5 separate regions of the Mus musculus genome follow, and regions 2, 3, 4 and 5 are each linked to region 1. The links are chromatin loops, found by intact Hi-C in ENCODE. Cell type or tissue: heart. All regions are shown on one strand.

Region 1 (4,000 bases):
TACACATCTGTGAGGCTCGGCCACATGTTCTCCCACTCAGCACTGTGCATAGGTATTTGTCATTAATATTTCCTGAATTCAAGTGTCGGTTCTCAGCATGGTCCTTCTACGACATCAATCACCATGATTCTGGATTTTTAGGATTCTGATCTAAGGAAGCCTTCCTATGCACATTGTATAAAGTTAAAGTGTATACAAGCTGACCCGAGCAGCCAGCCCATTTCCTTCCACCGTGAGTCACCCTACCTCAGTGAAGAAGCCTAATGGGAACTGAATGGTGTTAGTGGGTGAAACAGAGAGATGCGAACAGGTGTCTGCTGCGCCATTTAAACAGGAACATGAGGTTAGAAGGTAGACCAATGTTTCTGGGAGTGGGAAAATGTGTGGGTGGCAGAAACATGGGACCCCAAACACGCTCACTCCCAGCCTGACCCAAGGAGCCAAACACCTTATACTGCCAAAGACTTTGAAAGGAAACCAGGCCAGGGGTCAATCCTTATCCAAAATCTCTGATGCAACTTCAGCCCCCCCAAGACACCAGAGGGACTTTCCAAGATCATTCCAGTGCCCTGTGACCAGCTAGGAGGAATAGGCTCCTTCCTCACCAAGGCTACAGAACACAATGGTACAGAACCCTTAAAGAGTTGGCGATCACCCACAAATGGAACAGAAGAATGGAGGGGAAAACTCAGGAGAACTGATCCCTCATGATGCTCCCCAGAGCCACCGGCTGACAGTGAAGAGGTAAGAGAGACAGGGTCAGGGAGAGCAGTGGTCCTGGCTGCCTTCCTACCCATCTGAAAAAGCGCCTTCTCTTTTCTTATTATGAAGGCAACCAGAGATGGGAAATTTCCCATGCTAGTTGCTGGCATTGGTACTGAAGTCAAATATAGAAATTACTTCCATCTTTTCCCCCTTTTTCCCTCTAGCATTTTTCAAACAATAGCCATGGCCTGGGGAACAACTAGTGGACTTTATCATCACATTCACACGCACACGTATTTCTGTTCTCCACCCCCATCCCAGCATCCACCCCACCCCAGCATCCACCCCACCCCAGCATCCACCCCACCACCAACACCCACCCCTACCCCTTTAGCTTTCTCTGATTTCCTGTGTTGTCCCTATGAAAATGAAATTTGCTTATAACTCAACGAGAAAACAGTACAGTCAGTGTGAGAGAGCTCCTTCTGCCTCTTAGGGGTCTACACCAAGACAGTGAGTGCTTTTTTGTTCTCCTTCCTTCCCTAAAGTGGGCATGAATGAGCCTGTTCTAAAGAACTCAGTTCAATGAGCCTGCTTAGGCTACACATGAGCCACAAGCTTGAGACGTGTCCCAGCCTCCAGCCATCACCCTCTCCTGCCTCCTAAAGCACTTGTCTCTGTCCCTCTCCACTCCTCGGCATCTCCTCTGAGGCCAGCAATATATTTAAAGCTCTTGTTTTCATCCCGTTCCCATCAGTAAGATTTAATTTAATAGGAGGCTCACAGAAGGGAAATTCCACCCGCTTTGCTTCTGGGAAAGCATCCGCTGTGTTTTCCAGATCCAAATCCTTAACTCAACATTTCTGGTAACATTTGAAAGTTCCTCTTTTTACTGAAACAATGCCACGAACATCTGGGATATCCTCACATCAACAAACCAGGTTCTCTTTCCTCTTACTTTTATGAGACACGGGGTTTTTTTGTTTTTTGTTTTCTCAACTCTTTAATAAAGTCTCACCAATTTGAATTTTCACACTGCCAAGTCTCTAAAGTAGAGGTTCTCAGTCTGCAGGTTGCGACCCCTTTGGGGGTCACATATCAGATACTCTGCATATCAGATATTTACATTACAATTCATAACAGTAGCAAAATTACAGTTCTGAAGTATCAATGAAATAATTGTATGGTTGGAAGTCCCCACACCATGAGGAACTGTGTTATAGGGTCCCAGCATTAGGAAGGTTGAGAACTGCTGCTCTAAAGCAAGTTTGAAAAGCAGGCATGATCTCAATGCTCTTAAAGGCCTTCACTGTCCCAGTGAACTTGAACAGCTCAACGGTGCCCCCTGGTGGCCATGAGCGCAGACACAGGACACGAGTGACTTGGGGCTGTGTTTAGCCTCAAAACCTCAATACCTATTATAAAGTGTCCTCTGACTTACACAGATATCCAATAGCTAACCCCCCCATCCTGCTCTACATGCAGAAAATAGAAGTAATAAAATGTAGTAAATATGTTTTTAAAGCAGCACAACTCACTCAAGTATGACACGGATCAAAGACTAGGCGACTGGGCAGTCTCTTTATAAGCATTGCTTTATAAACGTTGGATTGGACAGCACTTGTCTCTGGCACAAAGTACTCAGAGTTTCTCTTAATACAAAAAAAAACCCTATCTCTACAGCATCAATGACTCCCTAGCTATTATTAAGAAACGTGGATTTATTGTGCTAAGTGTCATTAGCATTTGTTGAGGGATTCAATATAGAGCAGACTAAAGGAAAATGCTTTCAAAGAGTTCCTATTTTACAGGGGAAGAAAGATAATAAACAAATTTTAAAATTAAAAAATCCAAGTTGTATGAAGAAGTCAAAGAGGGTGAGTGATACAGAAGAATAGGGTGGGGGCTGGAGAGAGGGCTCAGCGGTTAAGAGCACTGGCTGGTCTTCTAGAGGTTCTGAGTTCAATTCCCAGCAACCACTTGGTGGCTCACAACCATCTATAATTAGAGTGTCATGGGATCTGAGGCTCTCTTCTGGGGCGCAGATGTACATGCAGACAAAACAGCCATTTACATAAGTAAACAAATCCTTAAAATAAAGTAATAGCGTAGGGAGTGAGGGGGTGTTTAGGAAAGGATGGTCAGGTGAAGCCCCTCTAAGGGCGTTATTGTTTTAGACAGGTTTTCCAGATAGCATGTTCAAGAAGCTATTCCAAAGCTGTATATTATGGTTATTTGAGAAGCAGAACTTTTGGGAGGTGGCACAGTTATGAGGACCTTGTCGTTATGATGGGTTAATCCATTCATGGGTTATCAGGGGAGTTGGTTTGAATAAAACTCAACTTTTTGTTACACTTGCTCTGTCTACCATGTGATACCCTCTGTCAGGCCATGGCTGAGCAGGACAATGCTAGCCCAATGCTGTCCTCCCAGTCCACAGGCTTCCCAACATCCAAAAGCTATTCTTTGTAAATCTGGGGTCGGTTGTAGCAACAGGGAGCAGAGTAAGACATGGTGTAACAATCACACTTCCAAATACTCACAGGAAACCACAGACAGAGGTTATCCCAGAAAGAGGTGATAGCAAATGGAAAAGCCTTCATTGGGACAAGTCTGACCTATTTAAGAACAAGCAAGAAGGCGAGGGAGAGACAGCTGGTACCTGGTGAGAAAGAAGACGAGGAGGAAGTGAGTTCAAGAAGGTGGCCCAGGGAGGCTGAGGGAAGAGGACGGACCACACTAATGAAGCCAACCTGGGCTACAGAGAGAGAGAGTATGAGGCCAACCCAAGGGTATAGAGTGCCATGAAATAAACAACAGCAATAAGCAAACAAAACCCAGAAATCTACTTCAGGAGTCCAAGCGGCAGTTCCTGCTAGGATCGAGTCTGTAGAGTTGAAGACAAAGACAGAAATATTTGATTGAAATCAACAGGGTTTGTTAACTGATTAGAAATTTAGGAATCAGATAGGCAATTAAGACTCTTGGCTTGGCCAGCTAATCAGGGGAATTCCAGGAACTGAGTTATGAAAATTGACACAATTTTCATGGATTTAGAAGTAAGAGGTGCGAAATTTAAAATTCTGTTTAATTTGTCTAGTATGTTCAAAGGTGTGTGTTTAGAAGGCAGGTAGATAAGTTTGAATCCAAAGAGGTTGGGCTTAAAGGTACAGATTTGGGGACTGTCAGTATTAAGAAGCTATTAGTTGCCTTCCGCTCCACTCGAGCACCTGGGTACCTTGCCAGCGGAGTTGCCCCGACACCCGCAAGGGCCCACACAGGATTCCCCACGGGA
Region 2 (4,000 bases), 360 kb before region 1:
GTGATAAAGACCATGATCAAAACCAACTTGGAAAAGGAAGGGTTTGTGTCCCCTTACACACCCCATCACAGTCCATTATAAAGGGACATCAGGGTAGGGACTCCAGGAAGGAACCTGGAGGCAGGAGTTGAAGCAGAGGCCATAAAGGAACCCTGCTTACTGGCTTACTCTCATGACTTATTCAGTCCGCTTTCTTCTCTATACCATCACCTCTGCAGGGATGTCACTGCCTAAAGTGAGCTGAGCCCTCCTCTATGACCTGTCCTTCCAGAATGTTCTAGAGAAAATGTCTAAGACTTGCCTACAGGCAACTTGACAAAGCCATTTTCCTTAGCTGAGGTTCTTCTTCCCAGATAACTCTAGCTCCTGTCAACGTGACAGAAAAACTAACCAGGAAACATCGTGTTTTATTACCTACCTCAAGGAATACCAAAGAAGATGGGCCTTTGTTAGAGTGACTTCCAACTGTGTATTTTCTGAAACTCTGGATCCAAGTTTTGGCCACTGCACCTTAAACTTGGACAGTGACTCTGGCATGAACAGCGCCTGCATCCTGTTCTCAAAGGCTTGCTCACTGCGGCACCCCACAGACAGCCCTCATAGTCTGGTCTCTGGCAGGGCACAACTGCTCAACTCACTGTCACCATCAGACTTGCAGGGACACAGGAGACTTCCTCCTCTGTCAAAGCCATGAAGGTTAAGGTACCCAGGTATACCCAGGTATGAGCTGCATCAAAGAAACTTCCTACCTGGGGACAGGGCACATTAAAGCTTCAAAGAAAGAAAGAAAAAAAAAACTAAAAAGATTTATGTGGCAGATTGCAAAATGGACACGGATACCTCCCACCACTGTGTCCTGGCCTTCCGGTCAAGAAATCTGTGGGCTGTGAATGTAGCCCAGTGGTTACCTCAGATCATGGCGAGGAAGAGGTAGCCAAAATAGATAGATAGATAGATAGATAGATAGATAGATAGATAGATAGATAGATAGAAACAAAAAAGAAAGAAAGAAAAAGAAAAAAAGGAATTTGCCAGCCTTTAAATCTGGACAACTTACTTAGATCTATGGGATTTTTAAGAAAAGTACTATAAGTAGAAGCTTGAAAAGTTCTCAAACTTTGGAGTTTGCCAACCCCAGGCTGTTCTAGATCCACCACAGAACCACACTGCAGGGAAGGAACCCAATCTGGCCTCCCGGAACGGCAGCCTGAGCCGCAGGAAGCCTGCTATCCTTAGAATGACAATGAGACTTTTATACTAGTCAAACTGCTAACACAGAGAACTGTAAACTAATTAAAAAAAAAAAAACTATTGTCTGAAGTCAAATGGCGGGACTCTCTTTTCTGCAGCAGATGCAAACTGTTGCAGCCCCCACTAAGATCTCCCTTACCTCCATTATTTAAGGGTGGGAGCTCAGTCGTCTTCAACTCGAAGTTACCGTCCGTAGGGAAGCCTTCGAAGTGCTTCTTCAGGGTCCAGCTCTTGGCCTGCACCATCCTGGTATACCTAGAACATGGTAAACGTGGACTCAATGACCATCTTAGAGCCCCTGGGCATAGCACTGAAGCTGGGAAACATAGCCCTATTATCATTTAGCATATTATCATTCTATTACATTCATTGAGAACTTTCTGGCATTATGCTAAGCACTTCACGTGTCTGATCTCATTTTATTCCCATGATTTTCCTGTCAAGACTCAGGTGTGTAGATGCGGAAACAGGCTAAAACAAACACTCAAAGCAAAGAAAAATGTAACCTGGAAAATTCTGTCCGGGCCATGCTGGAATTTCTCTAGAACATTAAACAACTAATGGACGTGCAAAGTCCTGCAGTTCCTCACCTCTCCTGCTGTGACTCCTCAGGAAAGCCTCAAATACAGAGAACCAAAGACCACAGGTTTGTTTTGTCTTTTTCCTACAGAAGCATGGACCTCATAGCCACTAGGGGGCGCAGCGGCTCCATCTAATTTTCTCTGGTTTTGGCTCCAAGGTGGAAATCAATTATTTGGTTTCATCTTGCCTCCAGGCAAAACCAACAGACAAAGGAGCTAGTGCTTTCAAGGGTTAGAAACCCAGACCAACCCATCATCACGTGGGACCCCAGTGAATTCTTCAGATAAGCAATCAAGGCTAACCAGTTAGTTCACCCTGGACATAGGGTGGAGAGCCAATCCAAAGCCCTACCCTTCCTTCCTATTGGCTTGTAGCTGTTTGCAACGTGGGTTCTCGAAACCCAGGCTGGCCTTAGTGATCTTACAATCCGAGCTTCATGAGAACCATTATGTGGCCTGGTAATCGGAACCGAACCCTATACAAGTGATCTTAACGTCTGAGTCATCTCTCCAGCCTCCATGTCACCTGCCCTGCAAAGTAAGATTTTTTTTTAATTGACAAATTTAAACTTACCTTGATAGGACACAGTGTCTGCAATGTAGAGTGCCTAACATACCCATCGCCTTCTTTAGCTTCTATTTTCATGAGAAATAATCTGCTTGGTTTGAACTATTATTATTATTATTATATATCATTATTGTTTAAAGAGCCACACTCATGTTTCTGTACCCTTTCACAAATACTTTTAGCCCTTTTCAGCCTCTAATAACTATCATTTCACCCCATATTCATGAGTTCAACTTGTTTTTCTTTTTCTTAGATTTTTGTTTTGGTTTGGTTTAGTTTTTCTGAGACAGAGTTTTTCTGTATAGCCTTGGCTGTCCTGGAATTCACTCTGTAGACCAAGCTGGCCTCGAACTCAGAAATCCGCCTGCCTCTGCCTCCCAAGTGCTGGGACTAAAGGATGTGCCACCACTGCCCAGCTCAACTTGTTTTTCTGATTACAGCGCCCGTCTGTGTAGCCAAGGCTGGCCTTGAACTCACTATAGCAGAAGCTATCTTGGAACCTTCCATCCTCTTGCTTCTACATGCCAAGATATAACAGGCATGCTCGCTCAGGTTTAATCTAGTTTACTGTTATTACTAGTTCGTGTGTACATGATGCAGGTGTGTGGGTGAGGGCGCTTGCGTGTCACCGAGAGCCTAAAGCGACTTCAGGAGTGGGTTCCCGCCTTCCACCCGTGGTTTCAGGGATCGAACTCAAGTCATGGGACTTGTGTGATAAGCACTTTCACACGCGGAGACATCTATTTCACAGGCGGGTTTCCCTTGTGTTTTAAGAATACATAATTCCGTCTCTTTTTCCAAAAAGGCAGCGCCTGGTCCTTCTGAAGTCGCCACAGGTCTAGTAGGTCCCCCTTGCAAAGGGTCCTCTCCGTACATGGCCTGACTTGCAAGTGTAGCTTTCACTGCGCATGCGCAAATCCCCACCCCTGTCTTCTCTTTTGAATCAGTTTGGCAATCCTGCAAACTCTGTTGCCCAGGCCTTCCTGGGTGCTGGCAGTCGCGCTCCATGCACCCACAACGGAACAGGCAGCCAGACTTTGCCCTATTCCTAGTGCGGGTCTCAATCTCTTCAAGGGCGTGCAGGACCGCGAGACGACCCCGGCCTCCCTAACTTCCTAAGTGCAGAACCCAGGAGTCGCCGAGTACCGGTGGGGTGGATTGGGGGTGCCTGCCGTGCTCACTTGCTCAACCAGGCTCTAGATGCTCGGCGGGGAGAAAGAAGGGGTTGGAGGAGGGAAGAGAGAAAAGAGAGGGCTCAAATAGAGTAGTGTAGAGTCTACTTACACAAGCTCACAGAAACTCCTTCCCGGGAGACCGCTCTGAATGCTTCGCAAAGCGCCCAGGACTTGACTTATACTGGGCGGTCGGTGAGGGCGGGGCTTCTCCAGGGAGGGGCAACTTCTGGAAGCTTTGGAGCTTCTGCCCACACACAGCAGGGAAGGGACATTGGGAGGGGTGTGTGTGTGTGTTTAAATATTTTTTTTCTTTTTTGCTTAAGTTCACAATTTATGTTTGCATCAGAAGCAAAGAAAACAAGAAACTACTACACAGTTAATTCAGGAAAAATCCTACCACCTCTGGCCAGCATTAGTTAAGCCAG
Region 3 (4,000 bases), 93 kb before region 1:
CCTAAAACTTACAAACTGAAAGAGAGTAAGGGAAGACCTCTTTCCCCTGGGAGGTGTTACCTACATAAGAAAACCAAGACAGGGTGGGAGAGATGGCTCAGCAGCTAAGAGCACTTGCTGCATTTGCTGAAATCCAGGGTTTGGGTCCCAGCATCCACACCACATGGTGACTTACAACCCCAGTTCCAGGGACCTAGTGCCCTCATCAGACCTCCACAGGCACCAGGCACACAGGCCTGCATGCTTATATAGATAGCCAGGACACTCTATGCATAATAAACAACACTTTAGAAAAAAAAGAAAAAGAAAATCAAAATTAGGAGCTAATGTAGTCCCCCAGACAATGGCCTTTTCTAAGTTTGCATGCAGCCGACAGAGTGGAGGAGGAGGGTGAGGCCACTATCAAACTCCACAAAAGCTGTTGCTGAAGCAGAGGATAACCCTTCCAGTCAACAACTCACTGGCCCTTCCCATCTCTAAGCCTTTCTTGATAACAACTAGCCCAAATTACAATCGGGGCCAACCTGTGTCTAGGCCTCAGAGAGCATTCAGGTGAAACCCTTCTCTATTGACGAAGAAGGTAAGAAGGTTAGGCTCATATGCAGAAGGGATTCGCTGACTTACCCCTTTAGCAAAAAGCTGAACTGAACTTGATATGAAGCTTTCTTACAGCAAGCAAAACACTTAGGACAATGTTGACCCTAGAGGCAGACTCTGTGAGTTCAAATCCTGCTTTACCTCTGTCGGCTGGGAGAACTGAACAACTTCCTTCACTTTTCCAGACTCAGCTACTCTCTCTATAAAAATAAAGGCTGGGCAGTGGTGCTGCATGTCTTTAATCCTAGCCCTTGGGAGGCAGGGGCAGGTAGATCTCTGTGAGTTCAAAGTCGGCCTGGTCTGCAGAGTGAGGTCAGGGCAGTCGGGGCTACACAGAGAAACCCTGTCTCGAAAAGCAACAAAACAAAACAAAATAAAACAAAAACCAAACACCAAACAACAGTGCTCACAACAAAAACTAAAACTAAAGGCAACCACAGAACCCATCTCACAAAATTATTATTCTGATGAAATTAAATAAAAGAAAAAGCAGTTTATTCACGACTCATGGAGTAACTGCTCCATACAGAACAGAAAACAAAGCCCGGGCCCTTCCTTTACTTTCTTCAAAAAACACTTCCCAGCCCTGCTTTTTGCTCTCTAGGTCCAATCATTGGAACATCTGAGAGTTGATTGTGGCTCTTCTACCTTTGGTTTTGTTCAAAACCCAGGCTAGAGAGGGAGAAGGGACAAAGATCTTAGCTTCACAACGCCCACCCCACCCCCATCCTGTTTGCTTGGGATCCGAGACGTGAATACCCTTAGAGGATGCACAGGTATTTAAGAACGGAAGCAGGCGGCAAACAGGTGTTAAGTGTGGACAGTTTTATTCAGACCCTGAATTGCCTTCTCTTGCACGTCTTGTGATGTTGAGAACCAACATAAAAATAGTCATTATAGAGGGCTGGAGATATAGCTCAGTGGTTAAAAGCATGTGCTATTCTTCCAGAGGACCCCAGTTTGGTTCCAGCATCCATGCTGGGCAGCTTACAATGGACTGTCCCTCCAGTTCCAGGGGAGTTTACGGTCTCTTCGAGTCTCCAAAGGCATGGAGTCAGGTGAACCCACCCACACACTCACACACACATATATACACATAATTACAAATAATTAAAATAAAATCTCCAAGAAAAACAGTGTGATGGTTTGTATATGCTTGGCCCAAGGAGTGGCACTATTTGGAGGTGTGGCCGTGTTGGAGTAGGTATGACCTTGTTGGAGTAGGTGTATCACTGTGGGTGTGAGCTTTAAGACCCTCATGCTAGCTGCCTGGACATCAGTATTCTCCTAGCAGTCTTCAGATGAAGATGTAGAACTCTCAGTTCCTCTAGCACCATGCCTGCCCGGATGCTGCCATGTCCCACCTTGATGATAATGGACTGAACCTCTGAACCTGTAAGCCAGCCCCAACTAAATGTTGTCCTTATAAGACTTGCCTTGGTCATGGTGTCTGTTCACAGCAGTAAAACCTTAGCTAAGACAGCCATTATGGAACCAGTTACAGCCTGATTTATAAGGCTGTTTGCTATGTCACCCTTGAGAGGGCACATGGGGAATTCTTATCTGGATGGCTTTTAACTAAAGCCTTGGGCTATTATCTCCTGGACACAGCCAAGTCTGAGACCAGCAATACTCTGTGAGCAGCTCAGAGTCAAATATTATCAGTCAACAGAGAGAGGTCGGTTACTAAGTCCTTCAGCCTTCCTTCCACCCTGCTTAACTTAAAAAAACAAAACAAAACAAAACAAAACAAACAAAACTCTTATTTTTATTGATAAGAAACTATTTCAAACAAAAAGTCTATAATGTAGACATTACATGTCCCTTCTGTACAAGGGCAATAGTTCTTCTCTGTTATATTTTATTTTACACCTAGAGTAGCCTAGAGCTGCCATAACGCAGTACCACAGACCAAGTAACTTAAACAACAGGATTTATTTCCTGCCCATTCTGGGGACTGAAAGTCCAGAATGAAAGTAGCAGAGGATTGGCTTCTTTTCAGGCCTCTCTTGCTTGTGGCTGCCTCTGTCCTTCCTGAAGCTTCCTGGTCTTTTATCTGTGTTCTAATCTTTTCTTAAGAAGGTACCAGTGTGTTGCTGGCTGAGGCTCATGCTAATGACCTCACTTAGCCTTAATTACATGTTTAAAGGTATTATCTACACAGTCACTTCCTCTGGTGTTGGGGATTCAAACATTTGAATAAAGTGGGACAACATTTATCCCTCCCACAACACACAAACACACACAGAAACACTGTACAGAGAGCAGGTTGTATTGATATATTGTATGTATGTATGTATGTATGTATGTATGTATGTAGGTATGTATGTGGAGAGAGAGCAAGAGAGGGAGAGAACAAGAGCAAGCAAGAGAAAGAAAGAGACAGAGACAGACATACAGAGACCAACAGAAAGAGACAGAGAGAAAAACTAAAGAAAAAGAGGCCATGAATTTTTTCTGAAAGAGAGTGGCGGGGTGGGGGAAGGTTTGGAGAAAGGAAAGGGAAGGGGAAAATGATATAATGATATATAATCTTAAAAAAAATTTTTTTAAAGCATGTGGGCCGGCAACAACTGCTGCTTTCTTCTTCTCCTTCTTTTCCTTCTCCTTCTTCTTCCTCCCTTTATTTTACGTGCATTGGTGTTTTGCCTGCATGTATGTCTGTGTGAAAGTGTCAGATCTTGGGGTAACAGACAGTTGTGAACTATATGGGTGCTGGGAATTAAACCTGGGTCCCCTGGAAGATCAGTCAGTGCCCTTAACTGCTGAGCCATCTCTCCAGCTCCCATGATTCTTCTTAAGCATGCTCTCTGTACCATACCACACACTAATTGGCTACTGCATAATTTATGCAGTATATACTTGACGATGGTCCTCCTCTTGTCATTGTTTTCAAAGCGCTATTTCATTCTTGAGTTTTTCCTTGGCTCCGGCAGCTTCCTTCTTTAGTCTCACTTGTTTGATTTGTTACTATTTATCTCTAGTGTTTGATCACTGTGACTGAAACTTTCAAGATTTCAATACTGGGGGCTGGTGAGATGGCTCAGTGGGTAAGAGCACCCGACTGTTCTTCCGAAGGTCAGGAGTTCAAATCCCAGCAACCACATGGTGGCTCACAACCATCCATAACGAGCTCTGACTCCCTCTTCTGGAGTGTCTGAGGACAGCCACAGTGTACTTACATATAATAAATAAATAAAAACAAAGGAAAAAAAAGATTTGTTAAAAAAAAAAAGATTTTAATACTGATCTGGTAAATACCAAGTGACCCCATTTCTCTCCCAGATGACTAGCCATATTTTCAGTCAGTCCAATCCTTTTCACCTATCTGATGCATCGAGTAGTGTTTGCACATACAGTGTACAGGATACACTGGCTATGTTGAACCACAGCCTTTCCTTTT
Region 4 (4,000 bases), 150 kb before region 1:
ACACATACACACACACCACATACCACACACCACACACACACACACACACACACACACACACACACACACACACAATTTTTGAAAAGTGTTTTCTGCTCAAACTAACTTAGGAAAATACCAATACATGTGTAGGAAATAGGAGACGTAACTAAGCAGTAAAGAACACATATTAAAGTTCTGACCTAGCAAACTGTGGGTTAGCAAAATACATTGTAAGATCAAATATGAAAACTTTAAAAGTAAGTAAAATAAAGCAGTTTTTAGCTTGGTGTTCAGATAAGAGCAGAGGAGCTGAACAGGATTTGAACTCCAGTGACCTGTGGGCACTCCCCTAGACCACACCCACTAAACAACCAGCGGTTTATCAAAGGACCAAACAAAGGTATGCTAATCACCCCAGCTGCACCAACATACACCACTTTTCTAATTCCAATTAGAATATATATATATAATTTCTCTTGTCAAGTAGAATCAGTATTTTTTTTCTGTTTTTGAAAACTTCATTTGAACAACATACGTTTTTGAAACTTCAAATGAAACTTCAAATGTACTCAGTGTCTAGGAAGTAATTTTTCCGCACGTAAGTTTGGAAAGCTTTTCTAAGGATGAAAATTCACAACAGACGTCTTAAAACAGTAACAGTAAGGAACCAATTACTGCTACCATTCTTTAGGGTTGGTTTTTGAAGACCAGGTTTGACTGAGTGTAACCCAGGTCAGCCTCTCACCATCTTCCTGCCTCTGACTCTCAAATACAAGGGTTACAAGCGTGCACCACAGTCCCAGCTCTGAACTGTGATTTTAAGGATGTTTATTGAAATATTAAAAGAAAAAAAAAAACAATGCTGACAAAGATAGGAGATGTAGTCAGTGAGCGCTGGAATGCAATGAGTGCTGTTTATCCACAGGTGGGTTTTCTGATGGTCGTCCCTGTTTGACCAGGCAAAGTCACACATCAGTCCTTTGAGTCCATGCTGGGATTAGACTAAAGGCCTTGAGACTGCCAAGCAGGTGATCTGACCCTGAGCTATACCTCTAGGGCTTGTATATCTTTACTCACTTCTCTGAATTAATTTTGTGGGAGGGACGAGGGAGATGATTGATGTCTTTTTCTCTTTTTAAAAAATACTTTTTAAAAACTTAAGAACAAAGAAGAATTCTGAGCAAACTTATTTGTGGCTTTTGTCAATGTAGAATAGTTCATTTATGCACTGAACAAAATATTTTAGTGCTTACAAGGTAGAGTTAGTGGATCTCATTGATCTTAGTTCAGACTTTCACAGCATTTCCTGTTACATATATTTACATAATTCATAATACCTAAGTCATGAGACATGATGTGAGTTACCTATTTGAATATATTTAATACATATGTTTATATAGTATACTACATAGCATATGTGTGTGGAGCATTCACTATTTTAAAATGTCTTTTAGAGTAGTTTTAAGTTCACAGCCAAACTGAGCAGAAAATCCTGCTTTCCCACACATCCCACTATATCCCTCTCCAGGACTTCTCTACTGTCAAAATCACACACTCGTGTGACACATTTGTTACAATCAATGAAGCAGCACATCGTTACCACCCAAAGTCACACTTAGTACTAACATTCACTCTTGGTGTACTTTCCCATCCATGACAAGTGTATGTCATCGACCACGTGGATCATACACAACAATTGGCAATCGCTGGAATCTTTTGTTTTTTACTTTGCCATTCTCAGAGTATCAATGTTGACATTATAAAGTATGTTGACTTTTTAGATTGGTGAATGAGAAATTTCTTTAAAGATGATATTTTCCTTGTGCTGGAGGGATGGCTCAACGGTTAAGGGCACTGGCTGATCTTCCAAACCTGTGCAAAGCAAGATCTACTTGGTACTCACAACCATCTGTAACTCTAGTTCTGGGGAAATCAGATGGGGGAATCAGACGCCCTCTTCTGTTCTCCATGGATACTGCATGTCCGTCCTACCAGGGTCTTTTTGAAAGATTAACAAGTGCTCTAATAGCTGAGCCAGCCATCTTTCCAGCCCCTAGAGCTCTGGTTGGAAAGCCAGGTTTGAGCAGACTAAATTTAACCAGATGAAGTGCAACAAAGTTGATCATTATTCACTTATACCCAGTTACACCAACTTTCTTTGTCCTTTCTGTGTTACCCACCATACTGCATGGAATCCTTTGCTGTAAAGGTCTAGGAAAGATTTGGAAAAAATGAAAAATGCTACAAAATGCTCAAATTGAGAAATTCATATCCTTGACCAAGTTCAAGGAAGTATTGAGAACACACAGCATTGTTTTGTATATGACTAGCAAACACATTTTAAGAAAAAGAAACCTGGCCTATTATTTTTATTTGTAAGATGTCACTGAGTGTGAGATGCATTTCCATTTTGGATTCTTGAAAATAATGGATTATTGAAAATGTGTTAAGAATGCTTTAAAAGTGGGCCTTAGAATTGATTAATCACAATCGTGGCATTTAAAACCCTGTGCTATTATTTCTATGTATGGATTCCATCCTGCTGTAACTCTATTAACCAGTAACTCTCAACAACTGGAAATTAATTTCGAAGCATGGTTCTTTCCCACTGATTTTTCACCAGTAGAACAAAGGACACTGCAAACCTTAAGGATTTTTTTTTTTTCCTTTTTCTTTTTTCGAGACAGAGTTTCTCTGTGTAGCCCTGGCTGTCCTGGAACTCTGTAGACCAGGCTGGCCTCGAACTCAGAAATCTGCCTGTCTCTGCTTCCCAAGTGCTGGGATTAAAGGTGTATGTCACCACTGCCCGTCATTTTTGGATTATTTTTTAAAAGTAACTTGAATAATAAACAGTTTAAACACAGAACAATTGTAAACAATATAGATGTATCCAGGCTGAAGAAACAAATGGAAACATTTACTACTAGCTTCTCCCAGTTGCGACTTAAAGTTAGAATACTCTTGTTTTTCCACCACAGGGATTCATTGAATTTGCCCAGCCTGGCCTGGAACCTGTGTGTTCAAGTTCAGGTAATTCTCCTGCTTCAGTCCCAGAAGTAACTGGGCTACATACAGGCTTCTCACACAGCCTAGCCTTCATTTCCCCATTTTCAGTATCGTGCACATGCATAATTAAACGTTTTAGTAATAGCAACATTTAACAGCTTTTTAAAAATGGAGTAACGTAATTTAACCCAGTATGACTAAAATCTATCATCCCAGCAAATAATACAAGATTTATGAATGAGATGGTTTGTCAGCGGTGTACTGGCAACACTTAACAGCCTAGCACTGCTCGAACTAGCTACATTTCCATAACTCTCTTGGCTACATCTTAGCCAAATTACACTCAGCTGCCCTAGAGAACGCACAATCTTGCGCGAATTCAGCATCAAGCGATTCTTCCAATTCTGAGTTTGGGGATTCCTTAAATAACACAGTCTCTTGGCTCCTCCGGATTTGGCCAAGATAAAGTGTAGAGGCGGCGCGTGCTGCTTAGAGACAGTGCAGGGGGGGGGGGGACCGCGGGCGCGGGCGGCGGCAGCGGTTGGTAGCTGCCGGGCGGCGAGCACGCGGGGGCAGCTCCACCCGTGGGCGCGCGGGCCGGCACCGAGGCGCGAGGGCGCCGCCCCGGGGGCGGGGGCACGGGCACCGGGCTCCAGAGGGCGGGGCAGGGCGGACCGCATCGTGCCGGGATTCGGACGCCGGCAGAGAGCACGGACCAGAACGCAGAGCCGCGGCGAGCGAAAGGGACGACGGCGACGGCGGCGGCGGCGGCGGCGGCGGCGGCGGCGGCAGCGGCAGCCCAAGGGTCTGGACCACGGGAGCCCGAGCGCGCGGCAACGGCCGCCTAGAGCGCGCAGCGCGGTCAGCCTGCGCTCGCAGCACACCAGCGCGCGCACGCTAAGGGGTGCGCGGTGCCGAGCGCGCGCCGAGTGGCCGGGGGCGCGCAGGCCCTGCCCGCCCCTTCCGTCCTCACGCCCGCCGCCCCGCCGGCCCTTCCTCTCCCACCTTCCAC
Region 5 (4,000 bases), 86 kb before region 1:
TGCCCAGGATTAGATGACTGAAGATAAGGCTGGAATCCTTTGTTCCTGTTTCCACAGTGCCTTCCTGGTGAGGTTCCTGGGAGAGAGCCAGAGAGGCTTGCTAGAAATGTACAAGTATTTCAAGATTTTCTAGAAACGTGTGAGAGCCGCTCTCAGAAAGAGCCAGCAAAACTGGGGCGATTTGACTGAGAGCCTGAGGAAGTACCTGTCTCAGGACAGAGATCTCTTGCACAAGCACCCATCTCAAGCTTTGGGGTTGTCACACAAAGTCAGAGCCACTGCTAGGAGACCAAGAGCATGCCAACAAAGCCTTGAACTGTAAACACTGAGGTGACACAGAAAACATGATAAGAATATGTGGGAATTTCTGCTCTAGGGGAGCGGACGGATAAAGGACTCCCTGCCTCGAAGCCTACACAGCCTGAGATAAGAATGAGCCCAGGTTGGCCCCAGCCAGCTATGTAGGAAGGGCAGGCACTGCCCCGGACTCTGGCTTCAGTCATGTGATTTGTCAGACTGGCTTCTGCTTAGCTTGCCCAACAACTCCTCTGCTTTCATGTCATAAAAGCACAGCGCTTGTTAACTCTAAGTTCTTCTGGGCTCCATAGGTAGGTTTTTATTAGAGACTAAAACTTGAAGGAAGAAAATGATTCTGCGAAGTAGAGGCTGGGACTTCCATTCTCTGAGTCTTGGTCCCTTGCTCTAAAAGGTGGGGAGATCTAGATTTTTTTCTTCCCTCATGAGAGCACCTCATAACTCTTCCATCAGAGCAGCCAAGGTATGTTGTTCCCTGTGTCTGCCCAGCAGGACCATGAGCTCAGCACCAGACCATGCCATGTCCTAGGTCCTCTGTTCAGGGGCGTGTACACAAGTGCTCAAAAATACATCAATTAGGGAGATTGATGGCTCAGTGGTTAGGAGCATTGGTTGTTCTTCCAGAAGGCCCGGGTTCAGTTCCCAGCATCCACATGGCATCTCACAACTGTCTATAACTTCAGTGCTTGGGGATCCAACACCCTCACACAGACATACATGAAGCCAAAACACCAAAGCACATAAAATTAGGAAAAATAAATTATGGCCAGGCAGTGGTGGCGCACGCCTTTAATCCCAGCACTCAGGAGGCAGAGGCAGGCGGATTTCTGAGTTCCAGGCCAGCCTGGTCTACAGAGTGAGTTCCAGGACAGTCAGGGCTACACAGAGAAACCTTGTCTCGAAAAACAAAAACAAAAACAAAACAAAAAAGAATATAAATAAATAAATAAATAATATTAAAAATGCATCTATCAAATGAGAGTAGGAAAAAAAGAAAAGAGGAAGGAAGGAAGGAGAGGAGAAGAGGGAGGGAAGGAGGAAAGATATCCCAGAAGGCTCTGGGGGCTTACATACTTGCATAATGGCTGTTAGGTGTCCTGTTTCTCAAAACTAGGAGAGAAGAATTGAGTGCACTAAAGCCTCAGTGATCGTGGCTTTTAAAAGACTTCTAAAGGCTCCAGGTTGGAGGTGGAAAGTTCCACCCCGAGTAAAATACCAACATCCACGTTGAGAAAACTCCATCCCTCACATGGTCTCATGCCCTATCTCATTCTCATTTTAGAGATTTGGACTTGCTTAAATACTCCTCCCAGGTCTCTGCAGGGTCGACTCTCTCTCTCACTATTTATGTTTCTGTTCTAACCTTGCTTTTTCCAGAAAAGCATTCTCTGTTTTGGTTTTGCTAACTTTAGGTCTGCTTCCTTCCTCCTCGTGATCATCATAGAATAGCCATGTAGAACGAAAGCAAAACTCACGTGACTCTGTCATCGCTTCTCCCCCAAACCCTGAGTGTGACTCAGCCTGTGAATTGTCCCAGTGTCCAATCAGGCTTCAAGAGGAGGCAGTAGTTTTGGAGTCTAACTTTTCTCATTGGCATAAAAGATGCTAAATGGTGGCTTCCCTAAAGTCTCAAAGTCTCGTGTGTGTGTGTGTGTGTGTGTAAGAATGTTTTAATACCATAAGTTTCACTTATCTTAGTTCTCAATTGAGTGGTTTTACACAATTGTACATACAACACCACAACCTACTTTAAAAGTATCTCCATCTGAGACTGTATGAGCCAGAGGCCCAGCAAGCTTACTACTACTAGATATCGTCTTCCTGAGATGACAAAAAGCTGCATTGATAAAATCTCAACAATATGGCTACCTACACAAGACGTGCATAACCACAATGCCCATTGGTTGACATGCCAATGTAGATGGGAGTGGGGAGGCTTGGACTTTTACAAGGCCCTTCCCCTAGATGAAGAGCTACAGTTATCAGTGGCTGCTGAGATGGTAGAATCTGTTTTTCTCCAGGGATGAGACTCTGATATGTTGTCCAGTGGTCAACCCCAATCACAGTGCCTATGAACAACACTAATTAGACTCAGGAGGTTATATATGTGACAGTAATTGTTGTAGAAGATTATGGGCTGGAGAGATGGCTCAGCGGTTAAGAGCACTGGCTGTTCTTTCCAGAAGTCCTGAGTTCAATTCCCAGTGACTACATGGTGGCTTACAACCATCTGTAATGGGATCTGATGCCTTCTGTCATGCAGGCATACATGCATATAGAGCACTCATATGTATAAATAAATAAATAAATAAATAAATAAATAAATAAATAAATAAATCTATTTTTAAAAGATTGGTTATGCTTTTGAGAGGGGGCTCATGGCCATGGAGGAGTTGCATGGAGGAGGGGTAAGAGTGGAAGTGATGTAATCACAGCAGTCATATACTCTAGAACAATGTTTAAGTTAGAGAAAACATTTTTATATTCCCAATAAGATCGTTCACACTCATTTATAGTTAGTTCCTATTTCTCCTTTCAACTCTAGACAATCACAAATCTACTTTCTGTCTCTGTACATTGACTTGTTCTGGGTATATTTTACCAGTGGAACCATTAAACATGTGAGGATTTTGGGTCCAGATTCTTTTGTCTATAATGTTGTTGAGGTTCATCCAGGCAGAACCATGTACAGTATTTTGTTTCTTTCTATCACTGAATAATATTCCAGATATATGGTTTTTAAATGGGACAAGAATAGGCATTTCTAGTTAATGGATCCTGCCTCTGGGCTTTTCCTGGAAGAGCTTTTTAGCACTACCTCCAAGGCTCTCCCCGCCCCCCCCCCCCACACACACTTTTTGAGCAATCTTTTTCTCTGTCTCGGTGGAATGGAAAGTGTGGGTCATTCCATTGTGCTTTGGACAACAGGGTGTCTCGGAGATCAGATCACCTTAACCCATGTCCTCTGAGTCATGCCGTGTTCTTCTCAGATTGTAAGTGCTCTGCAGGGAGAGATCCAGTCCCCAGTGACCACATATCCTCTCTCTCCATGAACAACACTGAGCAGAAACCAAGCATTTAAGAAATGCACAGGAGAGATGCTTGTGAGGGGGCCACTTGAGACAGCTGGTCCTTCTGTGGGTTTCTGCAGCTGTTGGACTCAGAGCCTGCTTCCTGGAAGCCTTAACACGCTGGGCTCAACCATGCGTCCTCATTAGGCCACTGAAAGGCACAATAAACAGTTGAAAACAGAAAAAGGAGATCTGCTCAATGTGGATACACAGGGAAGAGGAACAAAAAGATTCAGCGGCTCACCCCGAGCTAATCTCTGGAGTCCTGGCATGAGACTTAGTTTCAAATAGAATGCAAGAGGTAGTATGTATGGATGGCTAACCCGTCCAGGCCAAGATGTGATTCCACCCATCATTGACCTATTATTGTCTTAGCATAAAATTGTCTTGTGAGGTGGTCTGACAAATTGCAGAATAGAACTGGATGCAACCTCTTTCTAGGAGGTGAGCTTCTCTTCTGCTGGCATCAGGTGAGCATCTCCTTGCCTGGCACCAGCCTTCATCCTTGTCTTTCCCTGGCAGTGGACATCTAGGGAAGTTCCAGTTCCTTGAGACTCTTTGTTTCAGTGGTCTGAGAGCCACCGGGAAGAATCTAAGAAACGCCTTTGAGCATC

Evidence for each region. A loop is a pair of places that touch in the nucleus more often than their neighbours do. Peaks named below come from ENCODE experiments on the same cell type or tissue, not always from the same donor. Only the 100,000 strongest peaks of a DNase experiment are listed, where the experiment ranks them.
Region 2: a loop joins it to region 1, with 5 times the contacts of the local background. A loop is called at or near these places in 6 of 42 quality-filtered maps.
Region 3: a loop joins it to region 1, with 2.4 times the contacts of the local background. A loop is called at or near these places in 9 of 42 quality-filtered maps.
Region 4: it touches region 1 in a loop (9-fold over the local background); 15 of 42 quality-filtered maps call a loop at or near these places.
Region 5: a loop joins it to region 1, with 2.5 times the contacts of the local background. A loop is called at or near these places in 12 of 42 quality-filtered maps.

What each region holds. Positions count from the first base shown.
Region 1 is chr4:59,338,870-59,342,869 of GRCm38, forward strand. All of the region lies in intron 12 of Susd1 (sushi domain containing 1), which reads right to left. Among named protein-coding and RNA genes, the nearest start is that of Gm35578, 59 kb to the left of the region's middle. In heart, a CTCF peak has its summit at 2,054 (motif pointing left); a DNase peak (open chromatin) is centred at 2,032.
Region 2 is chr4:58,983,354-58,987,353 of GRCm38, forward strand. Ptgr1 (prostaglandin reductase 1) reads right to left here and starts at 3,725. Exons shown (of 10, transcript NM_025968.3): 1 at 3,685-3,725; 2 at 1,391-1,506. The coding sequence starts at 1,496. In heart, a CTCF peak has its summit at 1,935 (motif pointing right); DNase peaks (open chromatin) are centred at 2,158, 3,328 and 3,758; H3K4me3 peaks cover 1,114 bases; H3K27ac peaks cover 856 bases.
Region 3 is chr4:59,245,538-59,249,537 of GRCm38, forward strand. No RefSeq gene overlaps it. Among named protein-coding and RNA genes, the nearest start is that of Gm12596, 13 kb to the right of the region's middle. In heart, no CTCF peak of the experiment used is centred here; no DNase peak of the experiment used is centred here; H3K27ac peaks cover 3,039 bases.
Region 4 is chr4:59,185,542-59,189,541 of GRCm38, forward strand. It overlaps a transcript of Ugcg not described here. Among named protein-coding and RNA genes, the nearest start is that of Ugcg, 2.0 kb to the right of the region's middle. In heart, a CTCF peak has its summit at 1,949 (motif pointing left); DNase peaks (open chromatin) are centred at 3,790 and 3,890; H3K4me3 peaks cover 1,056 bases; H3K27ac peaks cover 1,075 bases.
Region 5 is chr4:59,252,831-59,256,830 of GRCm38, forward strand. No RefSeq gene overlaps it. Among named protein-coding and RNA genes, the nearest start is that of Gm12596, 5.2 kb to the right of the region's middle. In heart, no CTCF peak of the experiment used is centred here; a DNase peak (open chromatin) is centred at 1,799; H3K27ac peaks cover 428 bases.